3 separate regions of the Mus musculus genome follow, and regions 1 and 3 are each linked to region 2. A link is a contact called in ENCODE Hi-C data. All regions are on one chromosome and are shown on one strand. The core of a region is the stretch at or near the end of the contact, and the rest is flanking DNA. Distances in the headings are between cores, read along the strand shown. Region 1 has its middle 12 kb from the start of Cd28. Region 2 holds the start of 2310016D23Rik (a long non-coding RNA gene). Region 3 has its middle 37 kb from the start of 2310016D23Rik.

Evidence for each region. A loop is a pair of places that touch in the nucleus more often than their neighbours do.
Region 1: a loop to region 2 is called in a map of heart, with 2.0 times the contacts of the local background. The contact joins the enhancer-like site here to the promoter of 2310016D23Rik in region 2. A Hi-C loop is called at or near these places in 1 of 37 maps with a recorded cell type or tissue (heart).
Region 3: a map of heart shows a loop between it and region 2 (2.0-fold over the local background). The contact joins the enhancer-like site here to the promoter of 2310016D23Rik in region 2. A Hi-C loop is called at or near these places in 4 of 37 maps with a recorded cell type or tissue (T-helper 17 cell, gastrocnemius and heart).

Annotation. Positions count from the first base shown.
Region 1 is chr1:60,732,362-60,736,992 of GRCm38, forward strand. No RefSeq gene overlaps it. Among named protein-coding and RNA genes, the nearest start is that of Cd28, 12 kb to the right of the region's middle. Within about 2 kb of position 2,875, at least 1 of the 3 ENCODE cell types and tissues checked has a DNase peak (open chromatin) inside an H3K27ac peak, as active enhancers do; it is heart, where a contact is called at or near this core.
Region 2 is chr1:60,776,365-60,780,806 of GRCm38, forward strand. It overlaps 2310016D23Rik (a long non-coding RNA gene), which reads left to right and starts at 2,097. Exons shown (of 3, transcript XR_865459.1): 1 at 2,097-2,552.
Region 3 is chr1:60,813,349-60,817,506 of GRCm38, forward strand. No RefSeq gene overlaps it. Among named protein-coding and RNA genes, the nearest start is that of 2310016D23Rik, 37 kb to the left of the region's middle. Within about 2 kb of position 2,668, at least 1 of the 3 ENCODE cell types and tissues checked has a DNase peak (open chromatin) inside an H3K27ac peak, as active enhancers do; it is heart, where a contact is called at or near this core.

The DNA of each region.
Region 1 (4,631 bases), core at 1,625-4,124, 43 kb before region 2:
ACCAAAGACTAAAGGATGAATGTAAAAATGTACAGAATATCACTCATCACCCACCACAATGTATGAGCTAGTCTGCCTGCCTGCCTGCCTGCTTCCCGTGCTTGCTTCCTTCTTTTTACTAGGTCTCAAGCCACCCAGGCTGACCTTGAACTCCTGAGCTACAGGAGTATAGTTTCTGATGCTTCTCCTGTCAGTTCACACAGCCTAGGGGTAGCTTATTTCAAAACTGTGATTTAATGGCAAAAAGCAAGAAGTCAAGGCATCTATCAGCTTCCCCCAGATCACGACCTCTGAGCTGAGAGAAGTGTGCCTGCATCCTTTGTGGCTGTAGCTTAGGTCTTTTCATCAATGGCAGGGACTACAAGCTCCCACACGCAGGTTTTCTGAGACAATATGGGTGAACTGGAAAAGGGACCGATCAATGTTTGTCAACCTGTAGCTTCTGATCCTAGACATTAAAAAACTGGCTTATGTTCTGGGTTCCTTCCTCTTTTTCCTTGTCCCCAATCCCCCTGCCCACCTCGACCATCTGCTTCTCGGGCTTTCAGTTTTCCTCTCTGGGATGCATTTGGTTGTGCATCTGAAATCTCGCCTTTTCTGTTGACTTACACAATCACTCCCCTGATGTCACATCTCCCCTGACTCTCTTGTATCTCATCCCCACCTCTGGGACCAACTTTTTTTCTATACTATGTACTAGCTAGGAGTAACGACTCTATGGTTGGAGGTAGTGCCTGTGGTTCCCCAGAGATGCCTGTGGCTGGTGGATAAATGTGCTGAATTCTGGGCTGCTTTCTGTGGCTGCAGGTCTCAGTAGATTTCCTCGGTGACAGTTCTCTGCCCATCAGCCTGACTCCTTTGCCTTTCTTAGTCTTTATTACTTGATTTTAAACTGAGTCAGCAAGTGGGAGACAGTAATTTATTATCCTTTCCAAACCTCAACGATGGAAAATGCCAAGATTTAAGGGACAGGTGAGAAGGAGCCTTTTCACGGCTGGTAGCGGCCCTGAGCTGGGAGTCCCCTGAGTACCACTGCCTATTGCTCGTGTTCCCCTTCCCCTGCTGTGACCGTGCAGCACTCCGGCTGGACACAGCTTACAGCAACTGATAGCAATCATATGAAACTGACATTGGCTAGTCAACCTGTTCTAAACACCAGATCTTTTATGCGAATGCCTCCTAAATCCATGCCAGCAAAGCAGAGGTGTGTGCTGTGCCTTACCTCAAGGCTTCTTCCCTGAGCTCAGTTCAGAGAGTAAGTGTGGCATGGAGACTCATGGTGACCAGCCTGCCACAGCCCAAGCCTTCCTTGGTGTCTTTTCCTTGTCACCTCACTGAACTCTCTGTGGGTGCACAAGCAGTCCAGGCAGCATGGCTTTTATTGGTAGTATATATTGTGCCTGGAAAGCAAGCTCCCCTCCTGACGGTGGTCTGGACAGTTTTGCTTATTCTCTTTATCATGGTGACCCCACCCACACATGCCTCTCCAGGTAGGTTAGGGTTTTCTTCCACCATGTTTCTTCAAGGCTTATATTTTGGGGGGAACACGGGAATTCCCTTAATCTCCCTTGGATATTCTCTGTACCAGTCTATTGGGTGAACGAGTTCATATGACTTATATACATTTCTAGTCTTATTTGTTCTGTTGAGAGGTCAGCTAAACAACTGCAGTTTTCCCAGAAGAGCCCTATAATTTGGTCCAGCAAACATGAGTAAATGTCACACTGTGAGCAATAGCAGGAGAAATTAACTCAGAGCCAATCCCCGAGGGGATAAGGTTTTCCCATATTCATAGTCTCCATCCAGAGTCTGTGACTGGGTGGAATGATGAGCCTGGTGCCAGGCACTCCAAGTCTGAGTGGCCTGGGATACCATAGGAGCTACATTCTGTGAGCACAAAAATAGTCTGGGATTTTTCTCAAGGCAACATGTAGAAGATACCATATGTACCGCTGGTGTTCTGGGTGTTGTGGGTGTTCTAGGTGCATTCTTAGACAAAACCCATGTTCATCTGCTCTTAGTGGTCTTTCCCTGTTCTTTCTTGTACATTCTTTTTGAGATAGGGTTTCATCATGTAGCTCAGGCTGGCCGCAAACTGATTGTTCGTAGCCCAGACTGGCACTGAAATTCTTTTATTTATTTATTTTTAAAGATTTCTTTATTTATTATATGTAAATACACTGCAGCTGTCTTCAGACACACCAGAAGAGGGCGTCAGATCTCATTACGGATGGTTGTGAGCCACCATGTGGTTGCTGGGATTTGAACTCAGGACCTTTGGAAGAGCAGTCAGTGCTCTTATCCACTGAGCCATCTCTCCAGCCCCTGGCACTCAGATTCTTGATCTACTTGCCTTAGCTTCCAAAGGCTTCTTTATTCTCTCACATCACCATTTAGCTCCCTCTCCCCCTCCCAAGTACCTCTCTTTCCTATCTCTAGAAGAAAGTGCACAATTTTAATTTCATCCTGTGTACTTGTGGGAAATTGATAAAGACGTGTGTGTGTGTAAAAATATCTGAGCATGGTCACTTAGGAAGAAAAGAATACTGCTTTTTCTAGATAACTTAAGTCTTACATCTTTGAGACAGTTCTACCTTGTCTTGCATCGCAAATGCTTGACGAACTGTAGGCATAAGTATAACCATTAATTATTAGTAATAAGATCCAATGTTAAAAAGCAGACTGCATTTATGCTAAAATTCAAAGCAAGTGTGGAAAGCACACTGTCCTGGCCCTACATCCTTCATAGGAAGTAGAGACTGTATATATTAGCTGGAGTTCATCCAAGCTGCTTTTGAGACAAACAGGATAGCAGGTCAACAGCTGTTACTCTTCCGTGACATTCCGGAAAGTGGACAGATGCATTCAGATTGACCTTCCTTATCCAGTGACTGTGGGAACTTGTGGGAAAGAGCAGGAGACAGGGAGCCACAGCAAAGCAGGGAGGAGGAACAGATTCCCAGTGGGTCAGTAACATGAGCAGCCGCGGGGAGCAATGTTGAAGTTAACAGCTTTATTTCCCGGGGTTGCTGCTTTAAGCAACACGTTCGAAGGCCTGTAAAACTTGCAGCAGAGGGGGAGGAAGCCCAAGCGTGGCCGTTTTCCCAAGGCTTGGACAGGATTTTAGTTCCTGAAGAGGTCAGAGGTGCCCTGCTTACAATCCCACTGATTGCATGGTCAGGAATAGAAAAGGTTGACATCAGTCAATACAGGACACAGAGTGAAATACATTCCTTTCCTTGCTCTCCCACCCCAGTCATAGTTAATTATCATTCTGGTCTCCAGAAAATATCCAAACAGCCCAGATTTTTAAAACAGCAAATCAGTCAGACACAGGATGCTTGCTCCCTCTGTGCCGTACCACCCAGGAGGTAGGCGGCTGTCTTTAGATCAACCTCAGTGAAACCATCAGATTTTCAGAAATGCAGAATTTCAGGAATAGTCAACTATTTCACCAATAACCATCTTCTTAGAAAACCATGTCAGGTATGTAAGTTTACCCCGTTGAAATGACCTAGCTGGAGTCTGAGGGCAGCATACCTTCTCCATGTTCATGATGCTGTGCCCCGATTCGCTTTCTTCAGATCAACAAATACATGAACCTTTTGTCAGTGCCTGTTGTCTAGGCTCATGATACGCCCATCTTGCTGACAGTAATGCAGTTCTTTGTCTGGTCAGGATAACTTCCTTTCAGATGAGAGCAAGGCTGTACAGGCTTCGCTTCCTCTTCTGGTGGGGTCTCCATGAGTATAAGGTCAGCACCGTAGTGCTGAGAACCACACCTTCCTGATCAAAGACGACTTTGGAGAAGCAGTTCTTAGCAAGTAGGTCATGCCCCCCTGGGGGTCCCATATCAGACAGTCTGCATATCAAATTCTTACATTGGGATTCATGACAGTAGAAACACAACAGTTACGAAGTAGCAACAAAACAAATTTATGGTTGGGAGTCACCACAAAGTGAGGAAATGCTTTAAATGGTCAGAGCATTAGGAAGGGTGAGAACCAGTGCCTTAGAGTCACATTTAGCAGAATGAAAGAAAAAAAAAAAAAAAAAAGACGGTTGCTTAGAGTTACATTGTGGACACACGGCTTAACCACTCTGAGCTCTTGTTTCCTTACCCATGAAATGGGGATAATGATGCTTCCATCTCCTGGGTTGGAGTGAGGATTAAGTGAGAATAAATCTTAGCTACAGCTTTTATAACTCAGAGTGATAAGCCTACCTGCTAAGTGGCCAAAGTCTATCCACTTAGATCTTTTAGGTAATTGCTCTAAGAAAATTTTCACAATATCGTTTCATGTAATTCTTGATAAAACCTCTTAAGTTGTTCTTGCAAAAGTTTTTAGTACCGCGTACTCAGTGGGATTAGATGATCAGTGTAGCCTTTCCTTAGCTTTCCTTTCTGGGTTTCGCATAATTTTCTGTGTAAGGCATTGATTCTGTGTGTTTGGATAATATACACTACTTTTGTAACTTCATCATTGTCTATCATTTTAAATAAATTCTTCTTTAAAATACTAGTAGCTGGCATAATCCTATAAAGCTGAAAGACAGGATCACTTGTTTTATGATTTTCCTACAACCATCCTGGGAGCATTCAAACCTCTGTAAGAAGGAGCTGTGGGGAG
Region 2 (4,442 bases), core at 847-3,346:
GGAACAGAGATGATAGATAGTTGAGACAAATCAAAGAAACTCCTGGGTTCATTGCAACAGAAATCTGACCCCCACAGTAAAAGGCAGCTACAGATGGTCTGGGAACCACCTTAGAAACCTGCTGATGGTGTGCTCTGTGTTCTCCTCAACTGAGCCTCCATTGATGTGCTGGCAGTGGTACTCAGGATCTTGGGTTTTGAGAAATACATCTGAGAGATTGGACCTCCTTATGTTTTCCCATCTGACATTCTGAAAGTAGGGTGTGTGTGTGGTTTTTGTTTTTGTTTTTGTTTTTTTTTTGAATCATAGGTTTATGGTTCTTAAAACTGTAGACTACTGTCCAGAGCAGTATGTGAAACACTAGCTTAAGTGCCTTTTGCTCATTTCAGGGTTGACATTGGACCCAATGCTTGAAACTACTTGCATTGAAAGTCTGTGTGTCCAAGAATATGTCAGACTTTCTGAGCTGACCTCACTCTTGGGGCAAAATCAAGGATCAGAATGTGTGCTTCCCAAAGGCCATGCCCTATGCCATTTGCCCACTTAAACTCTGCGAAAGGATTGGAAAGGCTACAAACTCAAGGGGATAAAAAGTTGTAAAGGATAGCCTGGATTTCACTCATACTTCATTATGTAAAGGCATCTCAATGACAGATAATCTCCTTTGTCTCCAAAGGGCAAGCTGTGAACTGGGTGGAAATGTCAGTTGAGACAGAAGAGCAGCAAACAGCTCTGTTTTCCTATAGTTGTGGTTTTGCATGGTGACGATGACACATGAAGATGAGAACAGGTAGCATGAACTCCAGTCATTATCTGAGTGAACATCTCTGCCAACGCTGAAGGATATGTGTGGGTGTCACCTGCAAGCACAGAGATGGGGAGGGAGGGAGGGAGGGAGAGAGGGAGGAAGGGAGGGAGGGAGGGGGAGGGAAGAAGAGAGAGAGATGAACAAAAGGTTTATTTATGAAGTTTACATTTGATTTCCTTTCCCTTGATAACTTCCTCATCTGAGTTTAGTGTCTAGACTAAATTGATGTACATTTGGTGACTGAGGAAGAGGGTCAGAAAGGTGGGTTTGAATTAGCATCAGCAAAGTTAGCCAGATTCATACAGACTTTTTTTTTCAATTTCTTATGCACACACTGAGCATTCGATACGTTGGCATCCAAAGTGAGGGTTTTTGCTAACGTCTGGGAACCAGTGATATAGATGATATGAAGCAAGACTAGCTGGAGGTTGTCATGGGGATGCTTTTTCATTCCAAACAGGGTGCAACTCATGTTTCATTTGCTTTGTGCCTCTCTGTCCTGTCTTCTTCTTCATTCATCCAACAACATTTTGATGACCGTCTTCCCAGCTCTGAAAAGCGGACTGGGTACAGGAGAAACGATAGAGCAACGCTGTTGTCCTTATCTCTGCGTGGACCAATCAGAGTGTATTTTACAACCCTTCACCTCCTTCTATTCACCTTAAGGCACCTACTTAGTCCTGACTGTAGAACTTAGACATTGTGTATCTACTGTTACTCTGGTGACTGTATAGTTTCTTGTAGCTACTGCAGTCTGTCACTGTAGACAAACAACTGAGATTAGCTGTATTTCAGCAAGCTTTTACTTATGGATATTGGTATTTGATTCTCCTTTAATTTTCTTGCCAGATATTGTGATTCCTCTGATTGCTGCACCATCACCCTAGCCGTATGTACACATACAATCCATTCTTCAGCTCATGGCCTGTGCAGTGTCAGACAGTGGCTAGACTTGGCCTGTAGGCCGCAGTTTGCTGACCTCTGAGACAGAACCAAGGCACCACTTTTAAGCTTTGAGCTTGTCTTTGAACGCCAGACACCATCTAGAAGGGATCAGTCTGGGTGCATGTAAAGACCTCTTGGGAGTGTGAGTGTCCAAGTAACTTTATTTAAAAAAAAAAAAAAAGGCAAGGATTTGCAGAGAATGAGGGAGAGACTTTATCCAAGAGAGAGCTATCCTGGGGAGGAGAAACAGGAAACTAAAAGCAAAGGGGACGAGAATTTCAAGATGACAGCATCCTCGGGAAATTAGTGCTAAAAGCCCAATGATTACTGTTACATTTTCTTTGCTCTTTTCCCTCTCGTCCAACCATCAAATCCATGCAATCTCCAAGGAAACAAAATAAATTTTTATTCACAGTGGGGGTGGGGGGGTATGGCCCGTGTCCAAGGTAATGAAAAAGACGAATTACCCTGCAAATCCTTCCAAATGGACCACACTCAGCTCCAGTGTGGAGTGGGTGGAGCAGAGACCAGAAGCAGCTGTCTCAGGACTGGCCTCCTACCACTTTCCATGACTTTTTCAAATCTAAATTTAGCTACTATTTATAGGTGACCAGGAGAGCACACCCTCACCCGCACCCGCAACCCCTGCTGCTGCCCACTGGAAGGGCAAACTAAAGCTTGGCATTTCACAGGTAGGCGTGAAAGTCAGCTTTATACAGATCATAGACACTGACCCGGCCTTTGTCATCCCTTATCGCTGCTCCACCCTGTTTGTCTACAGCTGCTGGTTACACCCAAGGTACAAATAGTTCTTTCTGGAAACAGCCTGTGGGGGCACTCTGAGCCATACACTCATTCATTCTATCTGGGCATTTTAGAAATAGGGTAAGATTTAGCTTCATTTGTGCAGCCAAGAATAGGAAATTGCTCCCCAAAAGGTCAGATGCCTAAGATTTAATATGCAAGCAGCCTGTAATACCTAAGATTTAATATGCAAGCAGCCTGTAATACCTAAGATTTAATATGCAAACAGCCTGTAATACCAGGAGCAGGCACACCTCTCTCAGAATGGTGTATCCTGCAAAGCCAGGATACACTAATGTGTTCAAGTTACAGTCTGGGTGAACAGCCTTAGGACCTCCAAGACTTTTCTTATATAGTGTGTAGGACTGCTGTGTAGGTTATTCACTCAGTTCCTTCCCAGGGCCTCTACAGAGGCCATAAGAAAGACTTAAATCTGCTCAGCCTCCTCTTGAAGCTGTGACAGGAGAGTACTTATCTTGTGGAGCCTACTTCGATCTTTCTGCCGCTTGGTTACTAGCTTTATAGGGAGAGACATATTCTCAGTCTCAAAAGGAAGCAACCTAGGATGAAAACCACTGAGAACAAAACAGGAAGAGAGGTCCCAGCTCCTACAAGCACCTCTCTCCTGTTTGTTTGTTTGTTTGTTTTAACCTTCATTGCCCCTCAAATCTGGCCTCTTTCAGTAGGTTGTTTGTTTCGTGAATTAAGGTTAGTAATGCAAAAGTAAACTTCCAGGTTTAGAGCTCAGGGGGAAATTATGACTTATTGTGCCCCGTAGAATACTAAGTTTGGGGCTAATTCTTGTCTTTGCCCTTGAACCTTCTGGTGGGACAACGGCAGATTGTCTCTAGTTTCTACTCACTACTATATGAAAGGATTAGACAAAGGGACTTCTGTGTAGATGTCTTGTACTTTTTATATCCCACATTACAACTGTTTTATTTTTTCATATTATAGCTTTTATATACATGTGTATTTTTTGAGGTTTTTGTCAGCTGGGAATATTTGAAAAAGCCTACAATTTCTTGTACACATTATCTCCACTAGTTAAAAATTATGTGTCACTTTTTCTTAAATAAATAGTGAAATACTTGTGGATTTAAGGTAGAAATATTTATTTATATGGGCTTTCTTGTGTGAATTTAATTTGAAAATCACCTTCATGTAATAGCATGAAAAATTTCATTGTTTTTTTAAAGATAGACATTTCTCTAATAATAATAATAATAATAATAATAATAATAATACTTGATAGTATAAATCTAGTGATTTCTGAATTCTTCATAGTATATTAAATCTTGAGTATAATATATTGGTGCTTAAAACCTTTTAACTGAGTGAACAAACAGGTGGATAGGTAAATATACAACCTTTTATCTGAAAAACACACAAAAACTGTTTTGTCTTTTGATAAATTAGATGAACTAGGTACTATTAAAAGGTTTGGGAAATTTGAAAACTACTGATAAAATTTACAAGTTTTTTTTTTTTTTTTTTTTTTTGGTTTTTCGAGACAGGGTTTCTCTGTGTAGCCCTGGCTGTCCTGGAACTCACTTTGTAGACCAGGCTGGCCTCGAACTCAGAAATCTGCCTGCCTCTGCCTCCCGAGTGCTGGGATAAAAGGCGTGTGCCACCACCGCCCGGTTAGCAATTTACAAGGTTTTAAAAATGTCAAAGTGCATTTTATTACCATGCCTCTTACACTCAAATCAAAAACTGTGTCCTCTCGCTTGGCAACACACAGAACTCTGTATTATTTTCCCACTTATGCTTTCCAGGAAATCCAAAGAGTGGATAACGGTAGGCATACGCTAGAGTGATGGTAACCCTCTCATCCAGGATTGGCTGACACGTGACACAATTCTAACCAATAAGGCCGTGAGTG
Region 3 (4,158 bases), core at 1,418-3,917, 38 kb after region 2:
AACTCAGGGGACTGGTGATGCCCTATGACACAGTTTGGAATGTTAGTCCTCTCTTGGCTCTACCATTGGCTTCTACTCAAGGCTGCTAACATTTGTATCCAAACTGAAGCTGTGAATCAAACAATAATAACTTTAAATTGTGTGGAGCACTTAGTTATGAAATGCCATTGCATGGGTTTTCTCTGTCTACCTTCATCACAGGGCTCAAAGGTAGATGTTTGTTCCAATTTATAGATGTGGTTGCTGAGGTGCAGAGAGTTCAACTGGTTGTTATGACAACACAGAGGAGAGAGATTTGAATACTACTCTTCTGCTTCCTAATGGAAAGCCTGTATTGAGCATGCTCAGAAGAGGATCTGTATCGTTCTTTGTGCTTGAGGATATGTATACGTGACTTGGAGGAGGAAGATAGAAGGACCTGGGATAAGATAAAGAAGCTGCCTGTTCTTTTCACATCTGAATCGATGTCCAGAAAACTTCACTTTCTTTAGTCTTAAAATGGGAAGCTAGGACACTCTCAAAGATCAGAGCTCAGGTAACAGAGACTAATTTTCAGTTGCAGTTGATCCTGGAAAAAAAAAAAGCTTATTTTGCTTACTAACTTGGATTCCATAATGATTCTATCTTCACCTTGACATAAATCATCAGCAACAACAACAACAACCCTCCCAAACAAAAACAATCCATCTTTGTCACTGGATGAAGAAAGGCAGAGCTCCAGGCCTGTGGCTGCTAATTCCATCACAGACAGAAACAGGGCAAGGATTTCCAAATAGCTAAGATCAAAAGTATTAAACAGAGGTGTTCTTGCATACAAATTAAACATCTCACCAAAATAAAAGGCAGCTTGATTTTTAACGTGGGGAGAGAGAGAGAGAGAGAGACAGAGAGACAGAGATAAGAGAGGCAGAGATAAGAGACAGAGATAAGAGAGGCAGAGATAGAGAGACAGAGAGAGAGATAAAGACAGAGAAACAGAGAGAGAGGCAGAGAAACAGAGACAGAGAAACAGAGACAGAGATAAGAGAGGCAGACAGAGATAGAGAGACAGCGAGGAAGCATGATTGATTTTGACCATAAGACCTTGATAACCCCCATAAAAAGGAAAAAAAAAATATGAATAACATTGAGGAGAGATTTAGGTCCTAGTATAACCAGAAGTGATGATACTTATTTCCTGCATCAAGTAAGAGCATCTTAGTTTTTTTCATAGAGATACATTTAAAAAAAATAGTAGTATTCATAGGAGACATTTTCAGGCTTTGTTCTATCCCATATTTCTCCAAAGGACCTTAGTGCTTCCTGCATCTTCAAAAATACCACAAATACAAGAAGCACAAATCTGGGGCTGTGCATAGATACACATGGTAATATATACAAGTGTAATGACGACAGGTCAGCAAAGCATGTGGTTGAACTTGAAAGTACTGTTTAAATCAGAGCTCCTATATTAGATACACTCTAGTGTGCTTGGGGTGGTCTATTACCGTCCAGTACAAGGAGGGTCATGGACAATAGCTCATACCTCATTGACATGAACAGGGTCAGATGTTCCAAACAAAAGACTCATAGGGGCTGGGATCCCCAGAGCTTCACTCATACTCCCTTCTCTTAAACTTTTATTAAGCTGAGAGTAAAGTAGTTCAATTTTAGTAATAAATTACAACAGAAACCTAGGGCTGGCTCCCCAGGCCTCTTTTGTCTTTCCATCTTTAATCAATTATCTTCAAAATTCTCAGCAGTATGTTTAATTTCTAGGAATAGTATCTACATAGAAACTATTTCAAAAGGAAGGTTGAAGGGTCAAAGGCTTTATTATATTTACTCTCAAAGTGATTTTTCTTATAAATGTGTAATATACAATGAATGAATTAGCACAAATAATGTATCCATAACTTGTATATGTGTACACGGTTAAAACAATCCCATGTATACCAATGTATACCTGTTTTAATGTAAGAAATAAGCTTTAACTAGTAGCATTGACCCTTCCTCTATTAAATCCTCTTCCTCCTTACCCGAGGAAAGATATTGGTTGTGCTTTAATCATTTTCTTCCTTTCCTGGATATTATTATTATTATTATTATTATTATTATTATTATTATTTGGTTTTTCGAGACAGGGTTTCTCTGTGTAGCTCTGGCTGTCCTGGAACTCACTTTGTAGACCAGGCTGGCCTCGAACTCAGAGATCTGCCTGCCTCTGCCTCCCAAATGCTGGGATTAAAGGCGTGTGCCACCTTATATATATGACTCTTTAGGTAATATTTTAGCTTTACATGTTTTAACTTTTATTTAATAAAAGAGTTGTTGTGTGTTTTATTTGACAACTTAGTTTCTCATTCAGTGGTGGGTGTTGGGAATGGGCTTTCCCGTCCTGATGTAGGAGTGAGTGATTTGCCTTCAGCATTAAGTGGGAGGTTTACTCCATTAGCTTTCTCCAGGCTTTTTATCTAGCAGGTATCTACCAGTAAAGAGTGTTCACGTGATCATTTGCTGAAGATTCTTTTAAAAATTACAAATGAACAGTGAACTGGCAAATATTGGCAAATACTTTCCCTTTTCGAGCTAATCTCAAGGCTTTTCTAATTCTAAACGCTGCATGCTGTTTTGATAGGTGCGACAACGTATTCCTTAATTCGCTGTAGGGAGCATAGCTGACTGATGAACCCTACTGCTACTGGATCCAAGTGTTAGGTTCACACTAAGGTCAACCTCTCCATGGGCTATTCCTAGTCTGTGACTAAGCAGGGTGAGATTACACTTGTAGGGCTATTTCCACAGTGAAGGACAAGTCAAGAACTCAGTGTTGACATGCTTAGTGTGCCATTCGTATTGTCAAGTGTGGAGTGAAGTTTGCTTGTAAATGGAACCACTGGGCTTTCACTGGAGATCTCAGTCTCCTAAAAATTTGATGTTGTTTTTTTAAAACATGATTTACCAATGATGGAAAATAAATGAAAAAGACCCTAGCAATGGAATAATTGGTCATCAAAAAAGAAATATTCTCATTTGAAGTGAAGCTAACATAGGGAGGGTATTATCTTCCATTTTACAGCTTATGAAACAGTTAAAAAATACAATACTTGACTTATTTCAAAATGTATTGGTGGGGTTTCCAAGTCTCCAAAAGGGAGATAACACAAAGTGAATGGACCTTTTAAACATTTATCTGTCCGTCATCTATCTGTCTGTGTGTCTGTCTATTGTATCTAATATGTGTCTGTATAAGTGTATATGCATGGGAATGTGTGTCTTCATGCTCTTCTGGAGGTCAGAGAATAAGGGAGTCCTCACCTTCTATGATGTAGCTCCTAGGGGTCATCAGGCTTGGCAGCAAGCACCTTAACCCACTGCTTCATCAGCTGGGCTTTGCTTGAAATGAGATACAGACTCTTGTAAATGACTGCAGTACGAAAGAAATGGATGGAAACAGCAGAGCAAGTGGGGAAGGAGTGGCCGATGAGCTGGAGAGTTTATACAGCCACATCCCATGATGGAAGACAAAAATCTGCTCCAAGTATTACTGGATCTTATTTTAAGATTTCAATTCTTCCCCCTTTCCTCCTCCTTCTCCCTCCTTCCCCCTCTCTTCCCCTTACCGCCAACCTCTGTCTATCTGTCTGTCTTTCTGCCTTCCTTTTTCGAGTGGGGTTCAGTCAATGAGAAGCATCAGCCGGATTTTAGAAGGTCACGTTGATGGAGAGAGTGAGTTCGGGTACCTTATCCTTCTGTCTTCCCATACCTGATCCTCTGACTATGTTGGGTTGGCTGCCCCACATGACAGTCTCTGGATTCTAGTAGTAGCTTCCTCTGCTTCATTCAGGCTTGCTGGATAGTCCCTTTCTTGACTCTTATTCATATTAAGATACCACACTATCAGTTCTTATTTACGTAAAGATTGTGCACAGTTTTGTTATTGGTCCCTTTCTTCAATTACACAGTGCCACCTGTGTCAGCTGATACCCAGCCTGATTCAGGATTGTTTCAGTTTTTTACTCTCTTCAGGTGCTTTCACCATCTCTGTGTGTTTCCTTAGTTCTGCTCACACTGCACTAGTAGTCCTGTTAAAATCCCTTCACCCTTTTCTTCTGGAGTAAGGTGTGGATTCTGGGTCCTCCAGGACCCTGACTGACATATAAGTTAGGATGTGGTTGG